2 separate regions of the Homo sapiens genome follow, and region 1 is linked to region 2. A link is an interaction called in ENCODE POLR2A ChIA-PET data of the cell type or tissue named here. Cell type or tissue: Caco-2. All regions are shown on one strand. Links, peaks and the distances in the headings refer to the core of each region. The heading gives the core; the rest is flanking DNA.

Region 1 (8,399 bases), core at 193-8,192, 120 kb before region 2:
GAAGGAGCGAGAGAAGCTAAGGCTCTCCTGCCCTATCCTCTCACCTCGAGTTCTATGACTCAATAACACAGAGAAGTGGGAACTCAGCTAGAGACTTGGGTCTGTCTCTCTTCCTATATTTTATACACTACCATTAAACCAAACTCAGGAAGGCAGAAAACAAGACCAATGCTGACCCTTCTGGGTATACCCCACCCCTCTCCCTCTCCACAAAACAAAACCAAACAAAACACTCCAGCAACTAGTGCTGATGTTATCTGTTCCTGGAGACCCTGGCATCTAGTGTAGCTTAGAACCCCCACTTTCCATATCATCCTAGGTCCAAGTAGACTCAAACCGCCAGGGATGTCATAGGGCTTCTTAGAAACAAAATCAATTATATCTCGGGTTAGAACTGGTGAGGTGTCTCTAGGCATTGGCTGAGTCCCCAGTAGCTGGCATAAGGCCAAGAAATTACTCCCGAGAATTGAGAAGTGATCCCCAGCATTGAGATTGAATTGAAACCCCAAAAGAGGAAAAACACCCTTTTGAAGATATTCCCATCAATCCTGAGTCTGATTTTCATCTCGTCTTATCATGGGTGGTTCTCACACCAGAAGTGACAGCCTTTGGGCAGATGGACCCACCTGGGCAGCGAGTTTGTAGTTCCTTTGGATGAGCTCATCATTATTTCTGGTCCCATAGGCAATGGCATTGTGCACCTTAAGCACACAGGCATGGCCAGGTTTGAAGACAGGCATGAGGCCGTGCATCACTGTGCTGCGGAAGGCTTTGCGGTGAACCCCTTCTCCAAAGTGCAGCTCCTCCGTGGCGATCTGACCACGCAGGCGGCCCCCAAAGTAGCTGTCATGGAGGAAGTCTTCTTTGAAGATGAGTTGGCTGAATTCAATCTCTTCACATCCTGAAACACAGCACAGCTTTGGTTGGAAAGAATACCTCCCAGTCCTGCTCCTTGGCTAACTCCACATGGGGAGGGTCCCCACATAAGGACAATGACAAGGCTGACCTGCAGAACCAAGAGGGGGCAGACACACTTAACCCTTCAAAAGAGGCATAGCTAAAAGAAGAGATGAGTGGTTTGGTGAGGAGGAGACAGGTCATTGAATGAGAATGTGGGAACATCAGGGATGGGTTGGAGCAAAACTGGAAAGATCAGGAAAAGAATTCTAGACAGATCTGGAAAATATAAGTGGAACCAAGCAAAGTAACAAAAGTCAAGTTGAAAAGATGGGAAAAGTGTAGAGGAGGGAAGAAAGACCAATGATAAGATCTGATAATATCGGACCAACCTTTCTTTCATTATTGCCCCCCACCCCCCGCAACCACGGAATCTTTGCTGGAATTTGTTTTAATTGCCTGCCATGAAAGTTTAATACCACAAATATACTATCTGTTTATGTACCATATGTATATTTGTTCTTTATACAGAAAAAGAGTAACTTTTTTTTTGCCTCCCAAGAACCAATGTTGGTCCTCTTGGTAGCAATACTGCCTCCATTGAGAAAGCATGTGATAAGTATAGGAAACAGGTAGCAATAAACAAAACAAAAAAATAATAAAAAGAATTGCCTTTGAAGAGAAATCGAAAAAAAGGTAGAATTATTTTGCATTTATTTGTAAAAAGAAAAGTAGAATTATTTTAAGTTTTCTAACAGCTGTTTTTTTTTGCAGAGTGGATTCTACACATGTTTGAGATGACAGTGAATTTAATCAGGAAGGTCCACTTTAAACTAGAGATGACCCAATCAGACTTCTCATTCACTGAGAGAAGAAAATTAGGTGGCTTTCAATGAAATAAGATTGTTTGGATTTTTAAATCCTTTCCACTTCTCAAAACTGATGAAAACTGACATCTTTCTGAATGTTTACAAGAAGAAAGAGATCATGGGTTGTGTGAAAAATCTTACTTCACATTTCTATATACATGCTTCAGGAAATATTTTTCTCTTCTTTTCAAAATATTTAAAATCATACGATTTGAGACTGATGGTAGCTATTAAAACTATAAGGAGACTGAAACTATTCTGATCGGGTATTGATTAAGGTCTCGGCCTAATTACTGCCAGAAAGAAAGAAAGGGAGTGGGGTTTGGTGGATTTTCAAACAGAAAAACTAGGTGAAGAGCTAGAATCTGCTTGAAGAAAGAGGATATTCCTAAAGGTGCTCCTAGCATTTTCACAAAGGCTAGCAGAAGACTATGGGACCCCTGAATATGCCACCCTCAAATCTGCCTCTTTGGTAAAAGCATTGTTGAGCTGAAGGTAATTAAGAAGAAGCAGAGGCAAGAAAGCTCTCTGCCTTCCCTCTATTTGCCTAAAATCAGGACATAAATTTATAAAGACAAAAAATATTCTACTCCCCCTTCTACCAGGAAGAACAAAGGTTAATGACTGAAGACAACTTTAGACCCTGATGGGCCTGGAGATGGACACCAGCCATTAACAAGCATTAATGAGAATCCAGATGCTGGGAGATTTTCCAGGGCTGTGGAAATGCCTTTCCACAAGCTACTGCCCTTACCTACTCAAAGTCCTTCCCTCTGCCCTGTCACTTCTCTAAAAATGCACCATTCTTTGTTGTAGATGCTGTATAAGCTGGAATTCAAACCCCTTCTTAAATGAGCACTTCTGGAGTATCTCCCATGTATATATGAATTATACATGTTCATAAACTTGTTTGATTTCTCTCATTAATCTTTTGTTACAGGGATCTGTTCCAACTAAGAACTTATGAGGACTGAAGAATAAATTATTTTTCTTCCCCAATAACTCCTACTGAGTAACCTGTCCTAGGTTTCTGGAGAGAACTGGGTTGGAGCTGCAGGAAAACAGGCAAATGGGACATTTTCTCAGATAAAGTTTTAGGCAATAGCTGGGTCACAGATTTTACTCTAAGTAACGGAACCAGGAAAAAAATTAATTGATGGAGAAAAGCACAGTTTTATTTTAACAGTTAAATTTAAAAATTAGGTGAGAAAATAGAGGGAATGCTTTTCTGTATCCCAAACCTTCTCAGTTTCATTCTAGTTATATGATTAATTTTAACAATTTGGCCTCTAATACCACTAACAGAGTATAGGAAATGTTATATGTACATACACCAGAGCCCAATAAACATGTATTATATCTGCCATATCCTGTCTTCCTTCAAAATCCTCACATTTCTAAAATTTAATTATTAAAAGTAAAAAGCTTGTGCACCCTATGCTTTAAAATTCAGCAAATCTAATTAACTGAAGATAAAAGTTGGTCCAGGCCATATGCTTAGAAAGTAGGAAGGAAAATTTGTTTGTATAGTACCATACGTGGTATAATTAACAACCCTGTCTATAATTTCCAACAGAAATGCTTATTTGACAAAGATAAAAACATGAAAGAAAAAAAAAATCTTAGACGTATTCTTTGTCTCTTGAAAATCCTGCAGAGCAAGAGCTGGAGTTCTAGGTGGAACTTTCCAAGCTGAAACTCATCTATTGGGCCTTCCTTTGCAGAAGCAGAAGGTATAGACTCTGTAGCTCTGCAGAAATCTGAAAGGACAGCCTGTCCAAAACTGTCTTCCTCAGCGATGGCTGAAATGAGCGCGTCCTCTTGGTTAGAGTTTGCACCTCTTTTAAAGTGAGAGATGGAGGCAAGACTTCATCCTTTAGACCAATCTCTTCCCTGGTAAGAGTAATGAAGGTAACAGGAGAACTGAGCACCTGAGGGGAGGCTTAGGAAAAGCACGAGTGTAGCACTGCAAGTCTCAGGTTGTGAAGAAGGTGCAATTTTCTTTGCAGCTTTGCAGAGCCATCCGTTGCCAGGACTCACACTCCACGCTGCCCAAAGTCCCTGAGAGGTGGCAGTTCCATGAGAAAGAATCAAGAGAGGCCGGGTGTGGTGGTTCACACCTGTAATCCCAGATCTCTGGGAGGCCAAGTCAGGTGAATCACCTGAGGTCAGGAGTTCCCGACCAGCCTGGCCAACATGATGAAACCCCATCTCTACTAAAAATAGAAAAAAATTAGTCAGGTGTGGTGGCAGGTGCCTGTAATCCAACTACTTGGGAGACTGAGGCAGGACAACTGCTTGAACTTGGGAGGTGGAGGTTGCAGTGAGCCGAGATCTTGCCATTGCACTTTAGCCTGGGTGACAGAATGAGACTCCGTCTCAAAAAAAAAAAAAAAAAAAAAAAAAAGAATCAGGAGAGACTCATTGGAATCCACCAGACAGACTCGTCAGATGAGTGTTGGGAGATTCAAATGCCTCACTGAGGTTCCTTGCTACACCCATACATTGTGAAATCCAAATCCTCAACTCAGAGAAACCATGTGGATACCTGCAGCCACTGGTTACAAAGACTGCTCCGAGGTGCAGAAAAGCAATCTACAAATATATTCATAAAACAAAATAACATCATTAAATTGGGCTTCATTTGGTCCATCATTCATTTCCAACTTTCTCATGAGCTTAGCTTTATTAGTTTTTTAAATTAGAGACCATCTTGTAAAAGATTATTTATTCCTCCTATAGAGAATTAAATTAATAAACTGTTTAGTGAGATAGTCCTCTGAATTTAAAAAAAGTGTGATTAAAAGTAATTTTCCAAATCAGCTGGGTGCAGTGGTGAGCACCTGCAGTCCAGGCTACTCAGGAGGCTTAGGTGGGAGGATCATTAGAGTCCAGGAGGCCGAGGCTGCAGTGAGCTATGATTGTGCCACTGCACTCCAGCCTGGATGAAAGAGTGAGACCCTGTCTCAAAGAAATAAAATAAAAGTAATTTTCAGCTTCTTTATCTGAAGGTACAAGGATAGGGAGGGGCCAGGAGTTACTTCCCCAGCCGGGTGAGTCAGTGAAACTGACACCCCCAGTCACAATGGGGCCAGAAGCTGGGAGAAGGTGATGTCATCAGGGTTCAGACCCAGGCTCTACGGCTGGAGTCACTGGGCTATAGCGGTGGTACCATTTCCACCAAGTGGCCAGTAGCTTATCCCCACTGGGGTCTCTCGCCTGACTAGTAATCCTTGAGAAATGAGCTCATGCACACCTAAACCAATGAAACCTAACAAGTGTCTGAGATGTGAATGCCAATCAATGCTAAGAAGCTGATGAAACAGAGACTCCCTTCTGAGAGTCTTCTTATTTTCTGAAGTATTAGGAGTAAGGGGATTCTTTTGCATATTTTGCCTTCTGGGGAGATGAGAGCAGAAATAGAGGAAGGATTTTAAATTATAACACATGTATGCTACACACTAAAGACGGGTATTTAGCATCTGAGTGGGTTTGTGAAGAGCTTGTATTTAAGTTTACTATTTTGGGTTAATATCACAATATTTGCTAGGCCATTTCTTTTTCTTTCTTTCTCTCTCTCTTTTTTTTTTTTTTTTTTTGAGATGGAGTCTTGCTGTGTCGCCAGGCTGGGGGGCAGTGGCGTGATCTCAGCTCACTGCAACCTCCACCTCCCTGGTTCAAGCCATTCTCTTGCCTCAGCCTCCTGAGTAGCTGGGATTACAGGTGCGTGCCACCATGCCGCGCTAATTTTTGTATTTTTAGTAGAGACGGGGTTTCACCATGTTGGCCAGGATAGTCTTGATCTCTTGACCTCGTGATCCCACTCGCCTCGGCCTTCCAAAGTGCTGGGATTACAGGCGTGAGCCACCGCGCCTGGCCTATTGCTAGACCATTTCTAAGTCGAGATCTCAGTTTCTTACTTTTGATACACTGGATGTGACTGCATTTTGATTACTTTTATTACCTGTTTCTGCAGAGATTTCAGGCGTTCTGTTTGTTTTAAAACTCAGTACATGCAGTAAATCTTTAAGATGCTAGTTCAATTAACTGTCAGAATTTATCCAATTTCTCCTAAAACTGACCGTGGATCCTCCCCTGTGCTGAAAGTCATGATCACATGGGGTGAGGCTGGACCACCGTGGTATGTGGAGCTGGCCTTCTGCAGCTCCTGAGAGCTGATGACGGGCGGCTCTTCCCAGTCCCATGATGTGTGATGTCACACTGGTGGTTTAAGAGTGGCCACACTGAGAGTATTTACATCATGGAAATTGTAGGACTCAGAACTTCCCCAACCCTCAGCATGTTGTTAAATATTTACCCCAGCACACCACCAGGCAAGGGTGGGCATGGGTGGGCGTAGGTGGGTGAGTAATTCTCCTTAAGAGGGAAGACACGGCAAACACAGATTCCACCAAACTGTGGAAAACTCAGTGGGAGGCCCGGGGACATCACGAGCATTCATGAGCAGCAGTGTTAGGCTGTGGCTAACACCAGGTGCCAAAAGAAAGCAGAGAAACCCATCTTTTGTTTTCCTTAAGACACAAACGAATGGAGTGATCCTTCAGACACCTGGCTGTCTTTGGGAATCTGCTCAGCTAGTCAAACTGAAAGGAAAATTGAACAAACAAAACAAGCTGTAATAAGTCCCAGTAGCTGAAAAATCCCATGCAGAAGGGCTGAATGCAAGACCGATGCTTAAAGGGAAAAGTCAAATCCAAACTCCCCCTCTACGTGTTCCCCAAAACTCCACTGCTACAGTGTAGCATCCAATTCTGGATATCTGTAGTCTAATGAACTTACAATAGGAAGTATGGCCCTACATTCACTTTGAATTGGCTCATGAATTGTCATTTCTTTCTCTTTTTTTTTTCTGATTTTTTTTTAATTATACTTTTAGGGTACATGTGCCCAATGTGCAGGTTAGTTACATATGTATACATGTGCCATGCTGGTGTGCTGCACCCATTAACTCGTCATTTAGCATTAGGTATATCTCCTAATGCTAACCCTCCCCCCTCCCCCCACCCCACAACAGTCCCCAGAGTGTGATGTTCCCCTTCCTGTGTCCATGTGTTCTCATTGTTCAATTCCCATCTATGAGTGAGAACATGCGGTGTTTGGTTTTTTGTCCTTGCGATAGTTTACTGAGAATGATGATTTCCAATTTCATCCATGTCCCTAACAAAGGACATGAACTCATCATTTTTTATGGTTGCATAGTATTCCATGGTGTATATGTGCCACATTTTCTTAATCCAGTCTATCATTGTTGGATATTTGGGTTGGTTCCAAGTCTTTGCTATTGTGAATAGTGCCTCAATAAACATACGTGTGCATGTGTCTTTATAACAGCATGATCTATAGTCCTTTGGGTATATACCCAGTAATGGGATGGCTGGGTCAAATGGTATTTCTAGTTCTAGATCCCTGAGGAATCACCACACCGACTTCCACAATGGTTGAACTAGTTTACAGTCCCACCAACAGTGTAAAAGTGTTTCTATTTCTCCACATCCTCTCCAGCACCTGTTGTTTCCTGACTTTTTAATGATCGCCATTCTAACTGGTGTGAGATGGTATCTCATTGTGGTTTTGATTTGCATTTCTCTGATGGCATTCATTTCTTAAGTCACGCCATAGCTCTCCTTCTCGGTTGGAAGAGTCCAGAGGATTACTGCTTCTACTCTTTCCTCTGGGAGCTATTTTATGCTTTACAGTAAGCCCATTTCCTCTGGCAGGTCAACCCTAACTGACTTACCTTTAGTATCCTGGCGACTTGACAGCTGTTTGAGAACTAGAAGAAGACAAAGCAGAGAATGGCTTCAGTACAGATGTCCATTGTGAACGGGCAGGGGCCAGTGGTTTTTCATTGAAAACTGTGGTTTACCTTCAGCTGTGAGGTTAAATTCAGCAGTCACTTTTCCGTAGCTGTTCTTGATGCAGCAGTAATAGAGTCCCTGGTCCTTCGGACTGGCTTGCACGATGGCAAAGGAAACAGTGGAGTTGTCCCCTGCACTGCAATGAGGAATATTCACATTGACACACTTCATCATTCTACAGTTGCATTTTTTCCTAATATACTTAAGGAGAAAGAAGCTAAGACTTCCCTGCTCACATGTTTTCAGCCAGTGAGCTGCCCAAAGGGCAAAATCACGATCAGCTGTTTAAATAATTGATTTATCCACAGAGGAGAGTCATTACATTTTGGCTAACACGCTCACTCCAATAAGCAGTAGGTTTAACTGCCATGAGTAGAGCAAAGAATTGAAATTGTGAATTCTGGGAGCTGTTGTTAACATTTCTGCTCAGAATTCAGCTCAATTATGTGACTAATCCGGGTGTCCTGTGCTTGAAGGAAAGTCTGATAACTCCAAACCCAAACTTATACAGATACAATAAGGGACAAGAGAAAACGGGGTTCTTAGCTTTATGCTACATAAGGATTCGTGACTGAGGGCCCCTTTGTAATAGTGTCCTGTACTCCCCTAGTGAGGTACCAACCATCGAACCATTCACTCACCCAAAATTATTAAGTTCCGGTCACTGTGCTATGAAAACTAAAACTGGTGGTGGTGGTCATATTGGTGGTGATGATGACAGTGATGATGATGCCAATAGCTAATGTGCACTGAG
Region 2 (8,399 bases), core at 62-8,061:
TGCCTTAGCCTCCCAAGTAGCTGGGATTACAGGCATGCACCACCACGCCCAGCTACTTTTTTGTATTTAGTAGAGACGGGGTTTCACCATGTTGGTCAGGCTGGTCTCAAACTCCTGACCTCAGGTGATCCACCTGCCTCGGCCTCCCAAAGTGCTGGGATTACACACGTGAGCCACTGTGCCCAGCCCAGTTCATCTATTTAAAATAGCTGCCAGTCACTCGGGTAGGTCAACTAAACAGGCATTTTCTCCCCTTAAGTGCAGTGGCAAAAGAAATATGAATGTAAATGAAACTCTGTTCTCTCATGATGTTTTTCATCCCGGGTAACATCTTTCTATAATATTCTTAATGAGAAGACGGAATTTAAAAATATTTGCAAAACAGGCCAGGCATGCTGGCTCATGCCTGTAATCCCAATACTTTGGGAGGCTGAGGCAGGAGGATTGCTTGGATTCAGGACTTTGAGACCAGCCTGGGTAACATAGTGAGACCTTGTCTCTACAAAACATCATAAAAGTAGCCGGGTGTGGTAGTGTGCACCTGTGGTCCTATCTACGCAGGAGGCCGAAGTGGGAGGACTTTTGAGCCTAGAAGGTCGAGGCTACAGTGTGCCATGATTGTGCCATTGCCTTCCAGCCTGGACAACAGAGTGGGACCCTGTCTCAAAAAAAAAATTGCAAAACAACAATAAAAATGCAATTTTATCAGAATTGATATATCTGAGAGGGATCTTTCAAGCATATGAGTGTTGTTCGGAACCTGGAATTCATTTTCCCCCAGAGTAGCAAAATTATAAGTGGTAGTTAGGTTCACAGACACAGAAGTATTTTATCCATCATGTTCCTGAAGGACTGTATTTGAGCTATGTAAAACCAAAATAGCAAAACCAGCTCAAAATTCAATGTAACAAAATATGAGAATCTAAGTACCTGAACAAAAAGTACCCAAGTTTCCAAGATAAAAGTTTGTCATGGTTTATTCTAGTGCTTCAGTTTCAGTTTTAGAACAACCACAAAAATGCATTGCAACTCTCAGAACAGGAGCAAAATTCCAATTTTGTAAATGTGAGGCCCTATTTCACAAATGCTAAGTAAAATTCATTAGTTAGTGTGAAAACTTAAAATTTTAAAAATATTTGCATATGTTATATGTACTACTTTGGAACAGTTTACTTTGGTCTTTTTTCTGATTGTAAGAGCAAAACATACTCATTACTAAAACTGCTGGATATTTTCATCAACCAAAGACATAACAATTTGAGAAGCATTTATGATTGGAAAACTTCTCAGCTTTGGTTACTAACAGTGAGTCTCTGCAGTGCTTTTGCCTGGAGCTGCTCCCATTCCCCCACCCTGTTCTGCTGTCACAGGGGTTCTACCAGGGCCACCTGTAAGCACTGGCATTTTCACTGCCATGGTCAAGGGGGTTTGCTGGATTTGAAGCAGTGGACAACACCTACGCCCAGCAGTGTTATTGATGGATATGATCCTGGCAGCAGGCGAGTGGAGTGGGATTGGGGCAAGCATCTGGCTGATGCGGGCTGCATGTGTGTGCAGGGCAGACCATGGGGAACCTGGCTATCCACACTTTCCCAGCATGTTCAGAGGAGACATGAAAGGGCCCAACAAAAAGTGAGTATCAGGCAGACTTGAAAATGGAAGAAACTTAAGTGCAACTTTTGTGCTTCAAAAGCCATCATTACCTGCCACACACTGGAAGAAAATATTTGCAAATCATATGTGTCATGAAGGATGTACAGCCAGAATATATATTTTATTTATTTTATTTTTTTTTTCAACTTTTATTTTAAGTTCCAGGGTACATGTGCAGGATGTACAGATTTGTTACATAGGCATACATGTGCCATGATTATTTGCTGCACACATCAATCCATCACCTAGTTATTAAGCCTAGCATCTATTAGCTATTCTTTCTGATGCTCACCCTCCCCACCAGCCCCCAACAGGTCCCAATATGTGTTGTACCCTGCCACGTGTCCATGTGTTCTCATCATTCAGCTCCCCTTGTAAGTGAGAACATGTGGTATTTGGTTTTCTGTTTGTGCATTGGTTTGCTGAGGCGGAGAGAGCAGAACATATATTTTAAAAACCCATGAAACTCAACAATAAAAAGATTAAAAACCCATAGCCAGGGATGGTGGCATGTGCCTGTGCTCCCAACTACTGGGGAGGCTGAAGTGAGAAGATTGCTCGAGCCCAGGAGTTTGAGACTGCAGTGAGCTACGATTATGCCACTGTACTCCAGCCTGGGCAACAGAGTGAGACCCCATCTTTTGATAGATAAATAAATAAATAACAAAAACCCAATTTAAAACATGGGCAAAAGATTTGAATAGACATTTCGCCAGAGAAAATCTATAGATGGCTAATAAGCACATGAAAGGATGCTCAACACGTTAGGCCAGGCACACTGGCTCACACCTGTAATCCCAGCATTTTGAGTGGCCAAGGTGGGAGGATTGCTTTAGTCCAGGAGTTCTAGGTCAGCCCTGGCAACATAGCAATACCCCATCTCTACCAAAAAAATGAAAACAAAACATTAGCTGGGTGTGGTGGTGTGTACCTGCAGACCCAGCCACTCAGAAAGCTGAAGAGGGAGGATCACTTGAACCTGGAAGGTCAAGGCTGCAGTGAGCCATGGTTGTGCCACTGCACTCCAGACTGGGCAACAAAGTGAGACTTTGTCTGGAAAGAAAAAAAAGATACTCAACACCTTTAATCAATAAAGAAATGCATATTAAAATGGAAACACAATAAAACAAAGAAATAGAAAAAAACATATTGAAAAAAAACCACAATGCCCACAAGGATGGCTATAATAAAAAAAAAAAGACGAACAATACCAAATATAATGAGGATGTGAAGAAGAAACTGGAACCCTAATACACTGCTGGTGGGAATGTAAAGTAGCACAGCCACTTTGGAAAATAACTGGTCATTTCTTAAAACGTTAAACACAAGCTTGCCATATGACTCAGCAATTCCACTCCTAGAACCCTCCCTATGAGAAATAACAACACAAGTTCAAATAACAACCTGTATGCCAAAAACTGAAAACAATCCAAATGTCTGTCAACCAATGAATGGATACGACAAGCTATGGCCCGTGTACTATTCAAGAACAAAAAGCAAAGGACAATTGATTCATGTTACAGCTTGGATAAACCTCAAAAACCCTGTGCTAACTATAAAAGGCCAGACACAAAAGACGACATATTGAAATATTCCAATGTTATGAAAGTCAAAAAAGACAAATTTATAGAGACAAAACATCGGTGGTTTTCTAAGGTTGGGAGAAGCAGGGTTAGCTGCAAATAGACATGAAAGAATATTTTGGGATGATGGGACTGTTCTTGAACTGAAGTATGATAACAGTTGCACAAACCCATAAATATAGTAGAAATTATTATACTGTACACTAACAATGACAAAATTTTATGTAAATTATCCCTCAATAACACTGTTTATGGCTGAGTGTAGTGGCCTAAGCCTGCAATCCCAGCACTTTGGAGGCCAAGGTGGGAGGACCACTTGAGGCCGGGAGTTTGAGACCAGCCCGGGCAACATAGCAAAATCCTGTCTCTACCAAAAAAATTAGCCAGGCATGGTGGCATGCACCTGTAGTCCCAGCTACTCAGGAGACTGAAGGAGAAGGATCACTCAAACCAAGGAGGTCAAGGCTGCAGTAAGCCATGATTGTGCCACACTGCACTCCAGCCTGGGTGACAGAGTGAGGCCCTGTCTCAATCTTTTTTTTTTTTTTTTTTTTTTTTTTTGCAACGGAGTCTCACTCTGTCACCCAGGCTAGAGTGCAGTGGTACAATCTCAGCTCACTGCAGTCTCCACCTCCAGTGTTCAAGCAATTTTCCTGCCTCAGCCTCCCCAATAGCTGGGACTACAGGCACGCACAACAACTCCCAGCTAATTTTTTTTGTATTTTTAGTAGAGACGGGCTTCCACCATGTTGGCCAGGCTGGTCAAACTCCTGGTTTCAAGTGATCCACCCGCCTTGGCCTCCCAAAATGCTGGGTCAATTGTTTTAAAAAATGTAAAACAATAGAATAAAACAGTTAGTGGATCCCTTGCTTATCTTGCCCTACAATAGAATATTTTCTGACTTTTATTCTTAAGTCACGTTCAAAGCATCAAACCTACTTGATAAAACTATGACTTGAACGACTACTCCAGATTTTCATCCCCACGAGTCTGAGAAGCAGATACCTAGTGAGTAAATCCTCCTGAACATGATATTCCTCGTGACAGGTACCCAGAGAGCCAAAAGTCTAAGGCAAGAATTATCACCAGCCGCCTCCTGTCCCATTGCTCATTTGACAGTGTTACTATGCTGTTCCCTTATGTACCAAGACAGTGTGGAGCCTGTCCTCCAACAAATGGAAAGGCGGCAGGGAGAACAGGGTTCTCTAGGAGCTCTGCAAAGGTCAGGAGATGGGGCTCCTGGACTCTGTTACCACCTGCTACTGGCTGGTCAGGGAGTCTTGAAGAAGGCAGTGCCCAAGTTCTTATTAATGACATTCTTTTTTTATAAAAGGCATAATGAAGCTTACCTGGTCTTAAGTCAGAGTTTTTAGCAAAATATTATGTTTCCTGTCCCTACCATTTACTTTTATGGTTACATGGCCAATTGAGAGATTGATCAATCCTACCTGATTGATCAATCAGGATTGCCTGTAGCAAAATTTCACAAAGGAAGTTCACTCCAAGCCACAGCTTTCTGAAGCATAGTCTACCCCAGTTGCCCTCTTTCCCCTTTCTGGAGCTCCTAAGTCTCATCCAAGCCTCATGCAACTAGTCCTTTTCTTGGTGTAAAAGATCCATGAGGCTGAGTTCTGGGCTCAGTTTTGCCAGCCCCACGAACTCCCATCTTTGTTGCCCCCAGGAGAGGCCATGACTACACCCTTGATAACTTGGCCCTTTCCGCTGTCTGTGTTCCACAGCCCCCTTTCTCGTAAGCTGTCCAAACCTGTCTTCCTGAGGACAAAAAGAACTTCACTACAGGGTGAAAAACTGTCTTCCCAATCTGCAAATGTGGCTGCACGTGACAGGAATAATTTAACTACCAATTAAAGTGTGTGTGCTACAGAAGCACTTCTCATCCTCATTTGCTTTATCAGTGTTCATTTATGAATCCATTTTTTTCTGTCTATTACCCATCGGTAATGAGACCTTAGCAATAGCCTCCGAGTCTCCTCTTGCCAAATCTGCCATCACCACCCCTTCCCAGCACCACAGACACTATCGTGGGGACTGCCCAGACAGCCAACGGGCCAATCTTCTTAGACACTTGTTTTTCATCTCTCTCTCTCTCTTGCTTATAAATCTTCTGTGATTCCCCATCACAAATAGAATAAAGCTAAAACATCTCCACTTGACATTCCTGAGTTTAGCCGGCTCTTTCTCTGTTGCAGTTCTCTTGTCTTAATAAATCGGTTCTATCTAGGCATCAGCCAAGAAGAATCCACTGGGCTAGGTTACAGAAGAACAAGAATAACTTCAAAAGCACTTTTCAACTACCCCATCCAACTTCCTCATTTTACTCACTTCACAGATTCAGACAAAGATCCAGACATACTCAAAGAACTGGTGGAGTAGGAAGTGGAGATAATTCTGCTGCATTCTGAAAACCACACCATTAAAACAGATTAATTCCTGGTGTTCAGAGAACCATTTACATTGCTGATGAATTCATTACTTGTGCCACAATGCTTTCTTACCCATTGCTTGGCTGAAAAGAAAAAAAAAGTCTCAAACCCCATAAGTCCCCATTTTCACTTTTCCCCATATCATAAAGCTGAAATGCAATAACAAACTCGCTTTCCGTTTTTGTCATTAACATAGCAATTTATTCTATTACTCCTAAAGTTTTGAAGACAAATATCAATATCAATGTCTAATTTTGTTGCCTCTCTCTCCAACCAGTCTGTAAGTCTTATGAGATGTTTGCTCACCCTTCTATCTCCAGCAGTTAGTGTAGTGTTTGGCTTGCACTGGCTCAAATGACAGTCCTTGAGTGAATGAATGGATGGCTCTTAGATACACGGTCTTCTCACTGCAGTATATGCTCATTCGCTCTCAAAAGACTAACTTAGCAAATGGCACTGATTAAGGTGGAATGTAAGATCAATCCTAGTTATTCTAAGAAGCCTTAACAGGTACAGCACCAGCCCCAGGAAAAACTAAAAAAAAAAAAAAAAATTTTTTTTTGAGGCTGGGTCTGGCTCTGTTGCCCAGGCTAGAGTGTAGTGGCATGGTCTTTGCTCACTGCAACCTCCAACTCCTGGGGTCAAGCCATCCTCCCACCTCAGCCTTCCTAGTAGCTGGAACTACAGATGCACACCACCACACTGAGCTAATTTTTGTATTTTTTGTAGAGATGGGGTTTCAGCATGTTGCCTAGGCTTGTCTTAAACTCCTGAGCTCAAGCGATCCTCCTGCCTCAGCCTCCCAAAGTGCTGGGATTATAGGCATGAGCCACTGCACCCGGCCAAAAACTGAATTTTTGAAGTGTCATTTCCTAGGCCTTTTCTTTCAATCTCCTTTTCTCCCCATTTTCAATATTTCCTCTGCCCTGACCATGTAATATTGTGGGACCATTTTCCCCTATAATTTTCATATCAGTATAAAAGTAGTGAGAAGAACAAAACATAGACTGCAGGATATTTTCATCTCATCTTATTGTAAGCTTAATAGACCTTAAAGCAGTTAGCTTTGAACTTTACTATGCGTCAGAATCACCCGAGGCTCTCATTCAGATGCAGATTTTAAGGACCCAGAGACTCTCATTCAGCGGATCTGAATACAGGGCCACAAATCAACAGTTTAAATAAGCTCCCAGTGAACAGTACACCATGAATCACTACTTTAAGACATTTATAGACAATCAACCACATTTCACCAGATTGTGTAATCATTTTCTGCCCAGTATTTTTCCAGTCTGCTTTAGGCTAGAGTAAAAGTCTGTGAAAAATTCATACTCAATATACTGTTAGGAATTTAATGCTTTAACATTGGAGAACATTTGCATTTTAAAGAGAATGCCCAAAGAGAGCAAACATTTACCTCAAAGCAATGAAACTCAAAGGTTGATTCTGAGTTTCAACCATCATCACTAAAGGAGTGGGGCAGTAAAAACCACCCTGTTTAATATGCAAATGTACTCTCGTACTATTTAAATAAAGGAAGCAGTCTGATCAGCGAAGTTACCTGTTTTCTGGGGTTTGTTTACACCATGCTGTTTCAAATGTAGGCTTACTAATCTATCATGGTTTAGGCTACTAGTGAGAATAAATAATATTAACTTCAGCTCACTCTTATTAGCACCTCTGCCCCAAGATGTGTGAACCTGGACGTGTTTTATCTCCCAGAGTCTCCTTTGTTAAAAGAGAATGATTACAGCTCCTTCCTTGGGTTATGTGAGGATTAAGTGAGCTACTTATGCACATTCCTAACACCGTACTTGCTATGTAGGAAGTATCCACTAACGGTTGGTAATTGGCACTATGATAGGGGCTGGGCAAGCAGATTTGCAGAGACAAAATTCCTGCCCTTAGGGAGATATGCCCAGGTAGCCAAGGGAGCTAGGGAAGGGACACTTACCAGGATTGGAACAAAGAATGCCTCATGGAAATGACATCTGAGGGTTTTTGATGGATGGGCAGAAGCGTCAGGGAGGAGGATGCAGGGTCTATGGAAGAATATTCGGATAAAAACAACAGCTTGTGCAAAGTGATGAGTAAAAACTTGGCTTGTTTAAGAGAACTGCAAAAATAGTTTAGTATGGATGAAATATAATTAATGGAAAGCATGCATTCCCGTGACCTGTACAGACACACAGGGCCCCTTATTTACAAAGATTCTGTGCTTTTTAAATGTTCTGTTGTTACCATCTTGAAGTTACACATTTTTAGACAAGAGGCCTTGCATTTTTACTGTGCCATGGGCCCTGTCAATTATAGAGTTGGTCCTGAGGGCAGATGTGATAGTACGCTTCATCAGAAAATGTGTAAGTGTAGGATTACTCATAGACAGGGAAATACAGGTATTTATATGAGAGGAATTCATGTAAAAATTAATGTCAGTCCCAGAAAAAAATCTCGAAGAGTGTCACGCACGTTCATGTGAAGAGACCACCAAACAGACTTTGTGTGAGCAATAAAGCTGTTTATTTCACCTGGGTGCAGGCGGGCTGAGTCCGAAAAAGGAATCAGCAAAGGGAGATAGGAGTGGAGCAGTTTTGCAGGATTTGGGTAGACAGTGGAAAATTACAGTCAAAGGGGTTGTTCTCTGGCAGGCAGGGACAGGGGTCACAAGGTGCTCAGTGGGGGAGCTTCTGAGCCAGGAGAAGGAATTTCACAAGGTAA

Evidence for each region. ChIA-PET counts read pairs that join two places held together with the same protein. Peaks named below come from ENCODE experiments on the same cell type or tissue, not always from the same donor. Only the 100,000 strongest peaks of a DNase experiment are listed, where the experiment ranks them.
Region 1: POLR2A ChIA-PET joins it to region 2 with 6 read pairs; 5 of 35 experiments call an interaction of 5 or more read pairs at or near these places.

The regions. Positions count from the first base shown.
Region 1 is chr18:58,516,282-58,524,680 of GRCh38, forward strand. ALPK2 (alpha kinase 2) reads right to left here. Exons shown (of 13, transcript NM_052947.4): 7 at 7,654-7,781; 8 at 7,525-7,560; 9 at 627-901. Among named protein-coding and RNA genes, the nearest start is that of ALPK2-AS1, 37 kb to the right of the region's middle. RefSeq lists an enhancer at 4,768-4,917. In Caco-2, for the core only: no CTCF peak of the experiment used is centred there; a DNase peak (open chromatin) is centred at 4,220.
Region 2 is chr18:58,633,082-58,641,480 of GRCh38, forward strand. No RefSeq gene overlaps it. Among named protein-coding and RNA genes, the nearest start is that of ALPK2, 8.2 kb to the left of the region's middle. RefSeq lists an enhancer at 5,339-5,468. In Caco-2, for the core only: no CTCF peak of the experiment used is centred there; no DNase peak of the experiment used is centred there.